Linked DNA regions of Homo sapiens: region 1 is linked to region 2. Evidence: read pairs that join two places in POLR2A ChIA-PET (ENCODE). Cell type or tissue: CD4-positive, alpha-beta T cell. All regions are shown on one strand. Each heading gives the region's core, and the rest is flanking DNA. Links, peaks and the distances in the headings are about the cores only.

Evidence for each region. Peaks named below come from ENCODE experiments on the same cell type or tissue, not always from the same donor. Only the 100,000 strongest peaks of a DNase experiment are listed, where the experiment ranks them.
Region 1: POLR2A ChIA-PET joins it to region 2 with 10 read pairs; 14 of 35 experiments call an interaction of 5 or more read pairs at or near these places.

What each region holds. Positions count from the first base shown.
Region 1 is chr9:131,251,810-131,260,132 of GRCh38, reverse strand. FAM78A (family with sequence similarity 78 member A) reads left to right here. Exons shown (of 2, transcript NM_033387.4): 2 at 1-2,055. Among named protein-coding and RNA genes, the nearest start is that of FAM78A, 21 kb to the left of the region's middle. RefSeq lists enhancers at 3,484-3,663, 4,044-4,193, 5,750-6,251, 7,447-7,496 and a silencer at 7,203-7,519. In CD4-positive, alpha-beta T cell, for the core only: a CTCF peak has its summit at 7,521; DNase peaks (open chromatin) are centred at 3,712, 5,862 and 7,352; H3K4me3 peaks cover 2,789 bases; H3K27ac peaks cover 5,701 bases.
Region 2 is chr9:131,368,496-131,376,818 of GRCh38, reverse strand. It overlaps a transcript of PRRC2B not described here. Among named protein-coding and RNA genes, the nearest start is that of PRRC2B, 21 kb to the left of the region's middle. RefSeq lists enhancers at 3,340-3,459, 2,952-3,475, 3,476-3,997. In CD4-positive, alpha-beta T cell, for the core only: no CTCF peak of the experiment used is centred there; DNase peaks (open chromatin) are centred at 2,666 and 3,258; H3K4me3 peaks cover 1,721 bases; H3K27ac peaks cover 1,024 bases.

The DNA.
Region 1 (8,323 bases), core at 135-8,134, 120 kb after region 2:
CAGCTGCTCACTCTTTCTTTTTGGCAGAAATAAAACCACAGGTAGATTCTGCCTGAACAGCCCCTTCTCTCCCTCCACCCCCAGGTCGTATCCCTGCACCTGCGGAGAGGGGCTGTGAGCTCTGGCGGGGGGTGGCTCCACCAGTCGCCTGGCCTCTTCTCCCCTCTCTTCCCAGCAGCCTTAACTTCCCTTGGGCGGCTCTAGGAGGAGAGAGGCAGGCTCCTGTGAGCCCAGGGAATTTTCACCCTCTCAGTCCTCAGGACCCACCCCCAGTTGAGTCCCTGGCCCTTCCTCCAGGTGTGTGGCTTTTTCCTTCTCCATCCACACTGGTCCCAAATGCCTGGGGGCCGGCCACCTGGACCGCCGACACACAGCCTCAATGTTAGTCTCAAAGGTAAGGAAGGCATTCACGTCCCTTCTTGCAGGGCATTTTAAGACTTGAATCGGGTGGGCCCCGGCCCCTGTGGCTGGCTGGCCCCTGGTGTACTGTAAAAGGGCCAAGACAGGGCTCGTTCTCAGGGGCGCCCCTCCCAGGCCCTCAGGGCAGCGGGACGGTGCAGTCAGGCTCTGGGTGCCACAGTGATGGAGGTGGAAGGCACCCAAGCTCTAGGGAAGTCTTGGGAGGCAGTCGGCCGAGCCCCTGCTTCCTGTCCTCAAATAAGTGAATCCAGGCCAAGGGCTGGGAGGGCTGGGTGGGCTTATCGTCGAGAGGGTTCAGAGCCACTCTGGAGGCTGGGCTGGCACAGTGGAGAGCAACAGGTGAGGACAGACGTCTGGAAGCCCATCCCTGGGACCTGCCCTCCCTCGGTCCCAGGTCACTGGAGCTCCAGGGCTTACTTAGTCCTGACCCATTGTGCCAGGGTTCTGAGCAGTGTCGGCCTTGTGGCCACTTGCAGGGGCTATTAGGGGACATCCCGCTGAAGCCACGCTCCTTCCAGCTTGCCAAACCCACAGCTACCCGCCCGGGACCCACACTCAGCCTAATAATTATCAAGCACAGAAAACCGTCCATTTAGAAAAATAATCCATTTCTGCTGCAGATGAGCCACTTGTAAGAGTCTCCGTGACAGCGTGGGACGGTGTGGGAACCAAAGTCCCTGCCCTGCTCCTTTGTCCACGGGCTATTGCGTTTATTCAAGGGGTGCTTAATGACCGTTTAGCCACTGCCGTCGGTCTCCGGGCCCAGCTCGTGCCAGGAGGCTGTCCTGGGACACACTGGGCTGGAGCTGCCGGCTGGCACGGTGCTCAGGGGGCCCCTGATGGGGGCCAGGACCTCCCCGCAGAAACTGCAGGTTCTCTTGTGAGGATGGAGGCCGTGCCACCCCGAAAGGCAGTAGCCTTAGGGGAACAGTGGGTCCCAGCTGCATGTCTGAGGATGGGTGGGGACAGGGCTGGGACTCAGCTTTCATTCACTGGAGACTTCTCCACTCAGGTCTTTGTTGCACTAAAGCAGGGACAGGACCCTGGGGGTTCAGGAAGCGGGTCTCAGGCCGCTGGTTTATTCCTGGAGGTGGGGCTGGAGACCAGAATGGAAAGGGGCTTCCTGAGCTGCTAGGGGGTGAAGGACCCCCGAACCCGCATTTCTTGAGTGAGAGCAAACACTCGAGGCAGGAGCCAGCACCCCTCCCACTGCATGCCCGGCCCCCAGCCCACCTTGCCCCCTGACCCACCTTCACCCGTGCCCCTTCTTTCTGCCCTTCCTCACCGAAGAAGGGCTAGGAACACCCTGGAGAGGCTGCAGGTCCGGCCACGGACGCTCAGCTGAGCCCCGGTCTGCTCCTTCAGCCTCCTTGCTCATGTTGGAGCACAGGCCCCAGGCTTCCTGCCAGGGCCCCGATTCTTCTTATGTCCTCCAGCCCCGCCCTGGCGTGGACATCCACTCACTCCTTCCAGCAATAAGAACCGTCCTTGGTCGTGGAGAGTACTGTGAAACAAACCAATGCACTTACCAGGAGGCACAAGACTCTTGAAGAAGATGTACAATGAACCTTTTTTTTTTTACAAAAAACAAAAAGCAAATATTCATAAAGAGAAATAAAATGTAATTTTAAAGTAGGCTTGGCTAGGTCCTGGATGTTTCTGAAGTGGAGATTCACTTTGGGGTGGGTGGCTCAGCGGTGCTGGCTGCGGGGGTGAACGTATCTGGGGGGCAGGAGGATGGGCTGAGGCTGGGATCCCCGTACTCAGGGCCTGGGAGATGGGAGGAGGGAGCCAGCCTTTGAGTCCTGCTCCTTCCAGCTGCTTCTGTTCACAGCCCCAGCTCCAGCGAGAGCAGCCCTGCGGTCTCAGCCTTGCACCTGGAAGTGCCCCTGCCAGTGCCCTGCCTGGAGGGTGGTGGGCTTGGAGGTAGAGCTAGGAATTGGGGGCAGCTTGACTTTTTGGCGAACAGTAAAACCCCTATGTCAAGGGCGATTAAGGTTTAGATTGACCCTTAACTTGGGCCTGCAAAGCTGTCTTCTTGTGGACAAGCAGGACAGTGTCAGTCTGGACGGGGGCTCCATGCCCTGCCCTCAGCCAGCAGCTGTTGAGGGGTCCTGTGGGGCCCCAGCCTTGAATGGATACCATCTTATAAATGGAGCTTTCTTGTGTAAACATGGGTGGGGGCCCTGGAGGTCCTGGAGTGGCTGTGGGCTCTGAAGGTAGATCACAGGTTCAAGGCCGTTTATGTGAGCTTGAGCCCGACACTCAGCCCCTCTGAGCCCTACTTACTTTGTATGGAAAAATGGAGATGTGGCCAGGTGTGGTAGCTCGCACCTGTAATCTCAGCGCTCTGGGAGGCTGAGGTGGGTGGATCACTTGAGGTCAGGAGTTTGAGACCAGCCTGGCCAACATGGCGAAACCCCGTCTCTACTAAAATACAAAAATTAGCCCGGTGTGGTGGTGGGCACCTATAGTCCCAGCTACTCAGGAGGCTGAGGCAGGAGAATCACTGGAACCCGGGAGGCAGAGGCTGTAGTGAGCCGAGATTGCGCCACTGCACTCCAGCCTGGGTGACAGAGTGAGACCCTGTCTCAAAAAAAAAAAAAAAAAAAAAAAAAAAGGAAAAAGAAAATGGAGATTTTCAGAGGAGCTGCCTCCTGGCGGATTCAGTGGAAACTCCCTGTTCTTTCTGGGTGCGAACTCATTGAATCCTCATGACAACCCCACAAGGGAGGTGTTAACTGCCACCCCCATTTCACAGACGAAGGAACGGGGAGAGTGGACGCCAAGGAGCTGCCTGAGACCACATAGCTAGGGGAAGGCGGAGCCAGGATTCGAACTCTGGCCACAGAGCCACCTCTCGCCATAGCGCACTCTCAGTCTTGAGCCTGAGACGGTGGGGCCATGTGCAGTGTCCAATAACATTGGTGACTGTTACTGAGAAGGTCCCAGGCCTCTGCTCCCCCATCCTGGGTGCCCCGGGCAGGAAGTGCACCCCCCTCCCCACCCCGGAAGTCTCGGGGCAGTCAGTTCTTTCTGGCCCACAATGAGCCCATCTGATTCCCTTTGAGCAGGGGCCGGCTGCTGCACCCACCGCACACAGGCTCATCATCCAGGGTGGGCAGTGGCTTCTCTGCACCCCCACGGGGACAGGGAGGCCCCATGCACTCTGGGCATCAGAATTCGGGTCTTCTGTGGGTTCTCCACGTTGCAGCAAACCAACGGCGCTCACATCCTGCCTCCTGGGGCTGAGACACCAAAGCAGGAAATTGCATAACAGGCATTGCTGGCCGAGCTCCACGCAGATGGCTCCTGGGTGGTGCAGTTCACTGTCGTGGTTTGGCTTCTCGGTGTGGAGTCGGCTCCTGAGCTCTGCCCATGAGAGACTATGGTGTGTGTGTGTGTGTGTGTGTGTGTGTGTGTGTGTGTGTGTGTGTGTGTGTGTGTGTGTGTGTACAGAGAATGGGATGCAGGCCTAACCTGATAGCAGGGTTTCAGAAGCTCAGGAGAGCAAAGCCTTCATGCAGAGGCGCAGTGAGACGGGAGATGGGGAGACGCAGCTGAATCTGTGGGTAACAGTTTCGAGAGGGAAATGTACAAGGAGGGAGTTGTGAGTAAAGTGGATTCCAAGTGGCATTTAGTCACAGAGTGGAAGCCCTCCAGCCTCTCCAGCTGACAGCAGGTGAAATTTAGAAGTCCAGACTGGGAGAAGAGGCACAGACAGTAGATTCTGCCCAGCTGTCACGGGTTCCTCTCCAGGATCTGGGCCTGGGAGAGCCGGCTGTCTGGGCCAGGCCAGGCTCACCTGCCTGAGACATCCAGGGTCTGGGAGAAGCAGCTGCACAGCGACCCCATAACATCTCCACCTCCCACTTTCAAAGTCACTTCTCAGGAGAGCCTCTTCTGCTCTGGGGCTGTTTTAAATGGGACAGAGACTTGCTGTAGTCTGGGCCATGAGGCCAAACAGGAAAGCCCCTCTTGGAGCCCAAAAGAAGACAGTTTCATCAGGAAACAAAAAAGCTGATGGCCTGGCGGGGTGCGGTGGCTCACGCCTGTAATCCCAGAACTTTGGGAGGCCAAGGTGGGTGGATCACGAGGTCAGGAGTTCAAGACCAGCCTGACCGACATGGTGAAACCCTGTCTCTACTAAAAATACAAAAATTAGCCAGGCATGGTGGCGGGTGCCTATAATCCTAACTACTCAGGAGGCTGAGGCAGGAGAATCGCTTGAACCCAGGAGGCAGACGTTGGAGTGAGCCGAGACTGTACCACTACACTCCAGAGCCTGGGTGACAGAGTGAGGCTCCATCTAAAAAAAAAAAAAAAAAAGTGTGATGGCCTGTGGCGCTTGCAGGCCCTCGGAGGTTTCTAACAGCCCAGGTGATCTTCTGTCGCCTCTGGCTTGGTGGTTCTCTTGGTCATCCTCTATCCTGCTTGGGCGCCCCCACAGAAATGGCTTCCCACCTGGTTGGGGTCTGGGCATAGGATGAAAGCAAATATTTTACTGTGTGACAGTCCAAAAATTGCCCATCAGGATCACAGGGCACAACCAGCCACTCCGGTGCTGTCCAGGCCCCTTCCTGCCACTGCTGACCCTTCAAGTATGCTCTTCCCCTTCAATCAGTGAGGACGCTGCCCCACAGAAGGGACCAAGGGGCTTGCCAAAGGTCACTTTTCTGGGAAGATGCAGAGCTAGGCTGGTTTCAAACACCCGGCCTTTGACCCCGTGCTTTGTCTCAGCTCCTTCTATGACACCCCAGCCTTCTGGTACCCCAGTTCTACCAGACTGCCCTCAGCTGTCCTGTTGCTAAGGTTCCTCGGCATGACGCTGAGTCCGAGTCCTTAGCAGCCCTGTTGACCCTGGACGATGGAAACTTTTTTTTTTTGAGACGGAGTTTCACTCTTGTCCCCTAGGCTGGAGTGGAATGGTGCAATCTCAGCTCACTGCAACTTCTGCCTCCCGGGTTCAAGCAATTCTGCCTCAGCCTCCTGACTAGCTGGGATTACAGGCGCTCCACGCCACGCCCGGCTAATTTTTATATTTTTAGTAGAGATGGGGTTTCACCACGTTGGCCAGGCTGGTCTCGAACTCCTGACCTCAGTGATCTGCCCGCCTCGGCCTCCCAAAGTGCTGGGATTACAGGCTTGAGCCACTGCGCCCGGCCGATGGAAACTACTAAATGCAAGCGAACACGTCGGAGTGAATGAACTCCATCTCTGTGCCTGTGTGCAGGGAGGTGAACCCGAAATCAACATGGGAACTGGCGAAGGCCAGCCCAGCTCCCTTCAGGCCCAGACGGCACGACTTGGAATGCAGAGGCAGGATTAGTTCCTGTATCAGCCTGAGCCCTGGTTCTTATTTCATGTTCCCTTTTCAATCAGACAGAAGAAGGGTGGGTGTTTACGGCGGGCCAGACACAGCTGGGAGCCCTGCACTATTCCTGGCTGCCACTTGCCTTGCTGAGTGAGGCCAGGCTTGTCGCTCAACCTCACATGCCTGAGTTTCCTAATCGTCAGGCCAGAGACACGCACACTTACCCTGTCCTCCCCGGTCCGGGGCCCAGCAAAGGCATAGCAGTTGTGCTCCGTGTTAAACATGCAAATGGAGCCCCCAGAATAATCACACTGAGCACCAGGGCTTAGCTCAGAGACCAGGGACTCTTCTCTCTAAATACGGCTCAATTCTTCTGCAACATCTAGACCACAGGGGCCTGGCTTAGTGATGTGGGATTCTCAGCATCCATGACAAATGCAGACTGAATGCTGGTCAGACAGTCACACAAACGTATTAAAATGCTTTACCTCAGCTTTATTGGGATACAGTTCACATACCACACAACTCACCTATTTAAAGTACGGTTCTGGCTGGGTGTGGTGGCTCCTGCCTGTAATCCCAGCACTTTGGGAGGCCAAGGCGGGCAGATCACCTGAAGTCAGGAGTTCAAGACCAGCCTGGTCAACATGGCGAACTCCTGTCTCTACTGAAAAAAATACAAAAATTAGCAGGGCATGGTGGCACACGCCTGTAATCCCAGTTACTCAGGAGGCTGAGGCAGGTGAATCACTTGAACCTGAGAGGTAGAGGTTACAGTGAGATTGCACCACTGCACTCCAGCCTGGGTGACAAAGACTCCATTTAAAAAAAAAAAAAAAAGTGTACGGTTCTGGCCGGTGCAGTGGCTCCTGCCTGTAATCCCAGCACTCTGGGAGACCGAAGTGGGAGGATCTTGGGCTCAGGAGTTTGAGACCAGCCTGGGCAACATAGTGAGACCCCATCTCTACAAAAAAACTTAAAAATTAGCCAGGCATAGGCCAGACTCAGTGGCTCATGCCTGTAATCCCAGCACTCTGGGAGGCTGAGGCAGGTGGATCACAAGGTCAGGAGTTCAAGACCAGCTTGGCCAAGAGGGAGAAACCCTGTCTCTACTAAAAATACAAAAATTAGCTGAGTGTGATGGCGGGCGCCTGTAACCCCAGCTACTCGGGAGGCTGAGTCAGAGAATTGCTTGAACCCGGGAGGCAGAGGTTGCAGTGAGCCGAGATTGTGCCACTGCACTCCAGCCTGGGTGACAGAGTGAGACTCCATCTCAAAAAGCTAACAACAACAACAAAAATTAGCTGGGCGCGGTGGCACATTCTCGTCATCCCAGCTACTCAGGAGAATGAGGTGGGAGGTCGAGGCTGCAGCGAGCCCTGATCGTGCCACCGCACTCCAGCTGGGCGACAGTGAGTCCCTGTCTCACAAAATAAAAGCAAATAGAAAGTGTACGGTTCTATGGTTTTAGTATATTCACAGATACGTACAATCACCTTGGCCCAGTTGGGCTCTAGAATAAAGTAACCATAGACCGGATGCCTCGTCAACCACAGAAACCAATCCTTCACAGTTCTGGAGGCTGGAAGTCCAAGATGAAGGCGCCCACAGTTTCTGCGTGGTGAGGGCCACCTCCTGGTTCACAGAAGCGCCTCCTCGCTGTGCGGTCATGTGACGGAGGCCGGAAGGCAGGTCCCACAGCCTCTGGGGAAGGAGAGCCCAGAGTAGCTGAGGAACTGGGGTGCCCACACCAGCCTGCTGGGGGCTTCAAATGTTCTTTTAGGAGTGACAAGGGAATCGACCTGCCCAGCTCTGCAGCCCTGGGGGCCACAGAGGACCGGGGCACAGCCGGCGCCTCTGCTCAGGGCTCCGGCCTCCATCTCTGGGAGCGAGCACCCGTGGATGCCTCACTCCACCCAGGGTCACTGTCGCGCAGCAGCAGCTTTCCAGAAGGCAGCCGGCCATTGACGAGTGACCAGGCGGAGACGGTGAAGGCCAGAAGTTCCTCCAGAGGCCGCGTGCCAGCCCCTCGCCTGTGAGGGGGGCCTGGGTCTCCGGGCTCCCCAGGACGGTGCTTCCTCTTGCAGCTGGGCCTGGAGGCCGGAGAGGGTCATGTGAGCCCTCCTGGGCGGGCGGTGCCTCTACGGCTGTGACCTTGAGCAAGTCCCCCTCCTCTCAGGTCTCGGTTTCCTAGGACATGGAGTGGGGACGGAGGTGGTTCCTCACCTCACGAGATTGCGGAGGCACGTGAAGCCGATGGTCCTGAGCTTCTGGACAAGTGCCCAGCCCAGAGTAAGCGCTTAGCAAATCCGAGTGATTCGGCGGCACCACTGAGCCTCGGTTTCCTCATCTGCAAGACAGGGTTACGCTTTCCTCACAGGGAGGAGGGTTCCGGGGGGTCATCAGGCAAGGCCCTCAGCACAGAACCGCCAATAGCTAACACCTATTATTGACCTTGTTGTAACAGGATGATAAAATGGTTTTCTTGACTGGGCGCCACGGCTCATGCCTGTAATCCCACCACTTTGGGAGGCCAAGGCAGGAGGATTACTTGAGCCCAGGAGTGGAGACCAGCCTGGGCAACATAGT
Region 2 (8,323 bases), core at 220-8,219:
CCCAGACTGGTCTCAAACTCGTGGCCTCAAGTGATCTTCCCGTGTCAGGCTCCTGAGTAGCTGGGATTATAGGCACCAGCACAAAAGTTTATTTTTTTGTCTCCCACACAGCAGTCCCAAGTGGGTTTTGCTCTGTTCCAAGTGGCGCTGCAAGGACTCTGGAAACGTCACCTCCTGGTTCCACTCCCACTTCCAGTTGTGTTAACAAGGAAACACAGGCCGGGAAGCATGCCCATCACTCTGGCCTCATTCCATCATCCATACCTGTCTTATGGCCCCATCTAACTACACAGGGGGCTGGGAATTGTAGTCCAGTGGTGTGCCCTGGAGGAAAAGTAAATGAGGATTGCTGAACACCCAGTAGTCTCTGTCACAGCTACTGTTTACTGAGACTCTACTACATGTCTGGCACCATGCTAAGCATGCTACATGCATGTTATCATTTCATCCTTTTTTTTTTTTTTTGAGATGGAGTCTCACTCTGTCACCCAGGCTGGAGTGCATTGGCGCGATCTCCGCTCACTGCAACCTCCACCACCCAGGTTCAAGCAATTCTCCTGCCTCAGCCTCCCGATTAGCTGGGATTACAGACGCGCGCCACCATACCTGGCTAATTTTTTTGTATTTTTAGTAGAGACGGGGTTTCACCATGTTGGTCAGGCTGGTCTTGAACGCCTGACCTCAGGTGATGATCCACCTGCCTCAGCCTTCCAAAGTGCTGGGATTACAGACGTGAGCCACCATGCCCGGCCTTTTTTTTTTTTTTTTTTTTGAGACAGTCTCACTCTGTTGCTCAGGCTAGAGTGCAGTGGCGAGATCTCAGCTCACCGCAACCTCCGCCTCCTGGGTTCAAGTGATTCTCCTGCCTCAGCCTCCCAAGTAGCTGGGATTACAGGCAATCGCCACCATGCCCGGCTAATTTCTGTATTTTTAGTAGAGACAGGGTTTCATCACAATGGCCAGGCTGGTCTTGAACTCCTGACCTCAGGCTGGTCTTGAACACCTCAGGTGATCCGCCCACCTAGGCTGCCCTAAGTGCTGGGATTACAGACCTGAGCCACCGCGCCCAGCCGAATTTCATCCTTAACATCAGTTCTCATTTACAGAGGAGGAAACTGAGTCTCAGAAAGTTTAAGTAAATTTTATAAGGTAAAATGTGCATGCTTGGAGAACCAATGTGGAACAAGAGCCTTCTGACCCCAAAGCCTGTGGCAGACAATGAAATAAGGACAGATAACATGGCGAGCTCCTACCTGCTCTGAGACAACACCCATTCCCTCAACAGCATCATTTATTAAGTGCAGATTATGGATTAGGCATTATTCTAAGCACCTTCATAATAACTCATTCAATCCTCACAAAAACCCTGCTAGACAGCTACTGTTAATGCCCTTATTTTTTTATTTTTTTTATTTTTTTTGAGACAGAGTCTTGCTCTGTCACCCAGGCTGGAGTGCTGTGACGCAATCTCGGCTCACTGCAACCTCCGCCTCCCGGATTCAAGCAATTCTCCTGCCTTAGCCTCCCGAGTAGCTGGGATTACAGGTATGCACCACCATGCCCGGCTAATTTTTATTTTTAGTAGAGACGGGGTTTCACTATGTTGGTCAGGCTGATCTCCAACTCCTGACGTCGTGATCCACCCGCTTCGGCCTCCCAAAGTGCTGGGATTACAGGCGTGAGCCACAGCACCCGGCCAGTGCCCTTATTTTGAAGATGAGGAAATTGCACAGAGAAGTTATGTGACTTGAAGTCACTCAGCACATGTATGGAAGGGACAGGACTCAAACCTGGGTAGTCTGTCTCCAGTCTACCTACACATTAATTGCCCAGCTTCTGCCTCTCTACAAACAATGAAGTGAAGTGTTGTGGGGCAGAGTCTCCTAAGAGAGGCAGTGGTACCCTGGGGAGGGTGCAAGCTGGTCCCCTGGGATGTGTGTGGGAAATATGATCCTTCTATTTACATTTATCTGTTATCTTAAAAAAAAAATCGGCTGGGCATGGTGGCTCACGCCTGTAATTCCAGCACTTTGGAAGGCCAACATGGGCAGATCACCTGAGGTCAGGAGTTCGAGACCAGACTGGCCAACATGGAGAAACCCCGTCTCTACTAAAAATACAAAAATTAGCTGGACGTGGTGGTGCATGCCTATAATCCCAAACTACTCAGGAGGCTGAGGCAGGAGAATCACTTGAACCCAGGCGGCAGAGGTTGCAGTGAGCCAAGATCACACCACTGCACTCCAGCCTGAGGGATGGAGTGAGACTCTGTCTCAAAATAAAAATAAAAAAAAAAAGAGCGAGGTTAAACTTTACAATATGCATTATACAGACTGATGCCGAGTGGCGTTCAATCTGTGTAATACATGTTAGCAAAATTTAATATCATTCTGACTTTTTTCTTTTTTTAGAATACAGATAAACATAAACAGAAGGCGTCACCTGCAACTCTTGGATAAGTGAATCAGTGCAGTGTGTTTAGTTTTTATTTATTTATTTATTTATTTTGAGACAGAGTCTCCGCTGGGCGCCACCGCACCCAGCCACAGTGTGTTTAGTTTTAACCACACTAACTCACAGTATGGACGAGTGATTTTCTTTGGTATTTTTAAAATTGATATAGGTCTTATTTGGGGGGTATATGTGTTATTTTGATACATGCATACAATGTGTAATGAACGAATCAGGGTGACTGAAATATCCATTACCTCAAACGTTACCTTTTCTTTGTAGACGAGCGATTTTTTTTTTTTTTTTTTTGAGACGGAGTCTCGCTCTGTCGCCCAGGCTGGAGTGCAGTGGCGCAATCTCGGCTCACTGCAAGCTCCGCCTCCCGGGTTCACGCCATTCTCCTGCCTTAGCCTCCGGAGTAGCTGGGACTACAGGCGCCCGCCACCGCGCCCTGCTAATCTTTTGTATTTTTAGTAGAGACGGGGTTTCACCGTGTTAGCCAGGATGGTCTCGATCTCCTGACCTTGTGATCCGCCCGCCTCGGCCTCCCAAAGTGCTGGGATTACAGGCGTGAGCCACCACGCCCGGCCTAGACGAGCGATCCTAAAAGATCCACGCAAAGAAACGACGGCTCACCTGGCGTGGGTGCTGCCTCCGCCTTCAGCACCCACCCTCCCTCACGCACGCCCAGAATCGCGGCGGCCCAGAGCGGAAGGCGGGGCCTGTGGCCACACCCCTTCCCTATTCCCCGCCTTCCGCGCATCTTCCGGGAGCGACTTTGGCTGCATCGTTTTGCGATTGGGAGAGCTGCGGGATGTCGGAAGGACGTGATTGAATGAAATAGCTGCCTCTCATCCATTGGCCAGCTCCGATTGGCCGAGATACCGCCATGGGTTTTGACGAACTTTCACGCCAGCTGGGCTGAGATGCTAGCAGTTGACTCCCGCAGGGTCCCGGCGCCGGCAGCCGTGCTGCGTGTGTTGGGTAGTGCGAGGCGGTCCAGTGCAGCGACAGTCCGGCTCGAGGGCGGAGGGCCAGCCGAAGCGGGGTGGTGGCCGCTGCCCCGGGAAAGACTGTCCAAGATGCTGACAGGAGCTTTGGCTCGTGAGATTGAGAGGAAGTCAGACGCCGTGGTCTGTGTAACCCCCCAGTAAGGTCCCCAGCTTGCAACCGAATTCGGAACCTAGACTTGGAGCCTTCTCCGAAAGCAAATGGACACAACCCATCAGCGGCAGCACACAAACTTGAGTCTGTCGTGGCAGGTGGCGCTTCTGCGGCAGAGCAGTGATCCGCTTGTAGAGATTTATGAGCAAAGGAACCGGAAGAAAAAAATCAAAAAGCTAATTGCTAAAGGCCGGGCGCGGTGGCTCACGCCTGTAACCCAACACTTTGGGAGGCCGAGGCCGGTGGATCACGAGGTCAGGACTTCGAGACCAGCCTGGCCTACCTGGTGAAGCCTCGTCTCTACTAAAAATATAAAAATTAGCCGGGCATGGTGGTGCACGCCTGTAAACCCAGCTACTCAGGAGGCTGAGGCAGGAGAATTGCTTGAATCCGGGAGGCGGAGGTTGCGGTGAGCCGAGATTGCACCACTGCACTCCAGTCTGGGCGACAGAGCGAGACTCCGTCTGGCGGGGTGAGGGGGAAGCTAATTGCTGACAGCGAGGTCTCTCGGTTACAAACCCATCTCCAGAGCCAAGTGGGGGAATTGAGGACATTTGGTCAAAGGAGAAGGATCCAGAACTGTGACCAGCAGAAATTGGTGCATGGCCTCTCATTTCTGTAGTTTTTTATCGGTGGGGGAAAAAGAACAAAACCAAAAACTCCCTGTCCTCGACATAATTCTCTGTAGGAGAAGGAACCTCTGTGGGAATGAGCTTATCTGCAAAGATCATCGTGAAGTTGTTAAAGAAGTTAAATGGAAGACTCGCAAGAAATTCATCACAACAAAAAGCTAAACGTTTTTTTGGATGAAGATTTGTTATCTGTGAGGTGTATGAGGCCCAGGAGAGATCCGGTTCATTTTCTGAGAGAAGATTTTTGGAAGGTTTATATGAATTCTCAGTCACGCTGTACTTTCTGGTGTGATAAAGCTAGGCAGTGGCAAGAATGGCAACAGCCTGAAAACATGCAAAATTTCCATGTTATCAGAAAAACAGGAAAGGATAATGGTAGATCTTACTTCTGATGCCACTTGTTTATTATATTTAATAAGCTGACACGATCCTGTCTAGTGAAAATCCCTGCACGCAGTGCCCCTTGGGCTTGCTGAACAAGGGTAACATGCCACCGGAAGTATATAATGATACCAAAAGATGAAGTCCATCAGTCAGTCACCTTCGTGATAATATCTCCAAGGGACCTAGGGAAATAGTGAGGCTTATGCATATAAAGAGACACCATATGAGGCAGAAATTAGGTGACTTGAACAGCATTCTGCTTTAGAGTTGTTTTGAAAATACTCCCGGCCGGGCGCGGTGGCTCATGCCTGTAATCCTAGCACTTTGGGAGGCCAAGGCGGGCGAATCACTAGGTCAGGAGTTCGAGACCAGCCTGACCAACATGGTGAAACCTCGTCTCTACTAAAAATACAAAAATTAGCCAGGCGTGGTGGCATGTACCTGTAATCCCAGCTACTCAGAAGGCTGAGGCAGGAGAATCGCTTGAACCTGGGAGGCGGAGGTTGCGGTGAGCCGAGATCGCGTCAGTGCACTCCAGCCTAGGTGACAGAGCGAGATTTCTTGTCTCAAAAAAAAGAAAGAAAGAAAATACTCCCAAGTCAGATTTTTTTTTTTTTGAGACATAGCCTCACTCTCTCCCAGGCCGGAGTGCAGTGGTACAATTAACAGCTCACTGCAGCCTCAACCTCCCAGGCTCAAGAGATCCTTCCATCTCAGCCTCCTGAGTAGCAGGGACTACAGGCATACACTGCAATGCCAGGCTAATTAAAAAAAAAAAAATTTGTAGGCCGGGCACGGTGGCTCAGGCCTGTAATCCCAGCACTTTGGGAGGCCGAGGCAGGCGGATCACGAGGTCAGGAGATTGAGACCATCCTGGCTAACACGGTGAAACCCCGTCTCTACTAAAAATAGAAAAAATTAGCTGGGCATGGTGGCAGGTGCCTGTAGTCCCAGCTACTCAGGAGGCTGAGGCAGGAGAAGGGCGTGAACCCAGGAGGCGGAGCTTGCAGTGAGCCGAGATCGCGCCACTGCAGTCCAGCCTAGGCGACAGAGAGAGACTCTGTCTCAAAAAAAAAAAAAGGAAAAAAAAGCATATTTTGTAGAGACTGGGATCTCACTATGTTGCCTAGGCTGGTCTCAAACTCCTAAGCTCAAGCAATCCTCCCACCTCAGCCTCCCAAAGTGCTGGGATTATAGGTATGAATGCCCAGCCCCAAATTAGGTCATTAAGAGCATTCCAGATCATTAAAATTATCTAGGGAGATAAAAACACACAGGATTGTTCATCAGTGTAGGAACACCCAAAAGTAATCTTCAATTGTTTACTTGTATCTTGGTAACCAAAGACCATTGTGTTCTTCAGAACCAGTAAGGGGCATGCATGCTGAAACATGAATAGTAACTCATACTACACAAACAGCCAGTGCACTCTGACTTCACGTCCTAGCCCTGTGCAGGTGCTTTACATGCATCAATTCATTAAATCCTTACGACAACCCTCTGCAGCAGGTACTATTATTACCCCACTTTATTTTATTTTTATTTATTTATTTATTTTTTTGAGACAGGGTCTCACTGTTGCCCAGGCTGGAGTGCAGTGGTGCGATCTCGGCTCACTGCAACCTCCGCCGCCCAGGTTCCAGTGATTCTCTTGCCTCAGCCTCCTGAATAGCAGGGATTACAGGCGTCTGCCACCATGCCTGGCTAATTTTTGCATTTTTAGTAGAGGCAAGGTTTCACCATGTTGGCAAGGCTGGTCTTGAACTCCTGACCTCAAGTGATCCATCTGCCTCGGCCTCCCAAAGTGTTAGGATTACAGGCATGAGCCACTGTGCCCGGCCTTATTGCCCCACTTAAGAAATGAGGAAACTGGCCAGGTGCAGTGGCTCACACCTGTAATCCCAGCACTTTGGGAAGCTGAGGTGGGCGGATCACAAGGTCAGGAGATCGAGACCATCCTGGCTAACACGGTAAAACCCCGTCTCTACTAAAAATACAAAAAATTAGCTGGGCGTGGTGGCACGTGCCTGTAATCCCTGTGACTTGGGAGGCTGAGGCAGGAGAATCTATTGAACCTGGGAAGTGGAGGTTGCAGTGAGCCAAGATCATCACACCATTGCACTCCAGCCTGAGTGACAGAGCGAGACTCCATCTCAAAATAATAATAATAATAATAATAAATGAGGAAACTGAGGACTAGAGAAGTAATTTTCCCAGCGAGTAACTGACTGAGCCAGGATGTGAACCCCTATGCAGCTTATCACAGACCTTCTGCTTTCTGTTGTGCTGCAGCACCTCACCAAGGTGACACACAGGAACTTGGCCAGGCAAAGAATGATGGCACATTTACACCATGGTGAGTTTTTGTAAAATTTATTAAGAGATTTTTGAAATGGATCCATTGGCCAGGTGCAGTGGCTCATGCCTGTAATCCCAGCACTTTGGGAGGCTGAGGCGGGAGGATCACCTGAGGTCAGGAGTTCGAGACCAGCCTGGCCAACATGGTGAAACCCCATCTTGACTAAAAATACAAAAATTAGCTGGACGTGGTGGCGGGCACTTGTAATCCCAGCTACTCAGGAGGCTGAGGCTGGAGAATTGCTTGAACCCGGGAGGAAGAGCTTGTAGTGAGTGGAGATCGTGCCATTGTATTCCAGCCTGGGCAAAAAGAGCGGAACTCCGTCTAAAAAAAAAAAAAAACAAACTATCTTTGTCCTGTTAAATAGAGGATCTTGGACATAGTTAAACTTTTCTTTTTTTTTGAGACAGAGTCTCGCTCTTTCACCTAGGCCGGAGTGCAGTGGCACTATCTTGGCTCACTGCAAGCTCCGCTCCTGGGTTCACGCCATTCTCCTGCCTCAGTCTCTGAGTAGCTGGGACTACTGGCGCCTGCCACCGCACCCGGCTAATTTTTTGTATTTTTAGTAGAGATGGGGTTTCACCATGTTAGCCAGGATGGTCTCAATCTCCTGACCTCATGATCCGCCCGCCTGGGCCTCCCAAAGTGCTGGGATTACAGGCGTGAGCCACCACGCCTGGCCCAACCTTTTCTTAATAGCTTAGCACTATTGTTAGTATTTATAACCTGTCTTAGCATGTCTGGACCGCTATAACAAAATGTCATAAAATGAGTGGCTTACAAACAACAGAAATGTATTTCTCACAGTTCTGGAGGCTGGGAAGTTCCACGAGCAAGGTGCTGGTAGATTCATTGTCTGGTGAGGGCCTGCTTCCTGGCTCAGAGACAGCTGTCCTTTGGCTGTGTCCTTACATGGTATCCACCTCTCGTGACTTAATCATCTCCCAAAAGCCCCATTGCTCTCTTTATTTATTTATTTATTCATTTTTGAGACGGAGTCTCGCTCTGTCACCGGGCTGGAGTGCAATGGCATGATATCAGCTCACTGCAACCTCTGCCTCCCGCTTCATGCAATTCTCCTGCCTCAGCCTCCCAAGTAGCTGGGATTACAGGTGCATGCCACTACACCCGGATAATTTTTGTATTTTTAGGAGACACGGGGTTTCACCATGTTGGCCAGGATGGTCTCAATCTCTTGACCTCATGATCTGCCCACCTCAGCCTCCCAAAGTGTTGGGATTACAGGTGTGAGCCACCTTGCCCGACAATTCTTTTTTTTTAAATTCTTAGTAGAGACAGGGTCTCGTTATGTTGCCCAGGCTGTTCTTGAACT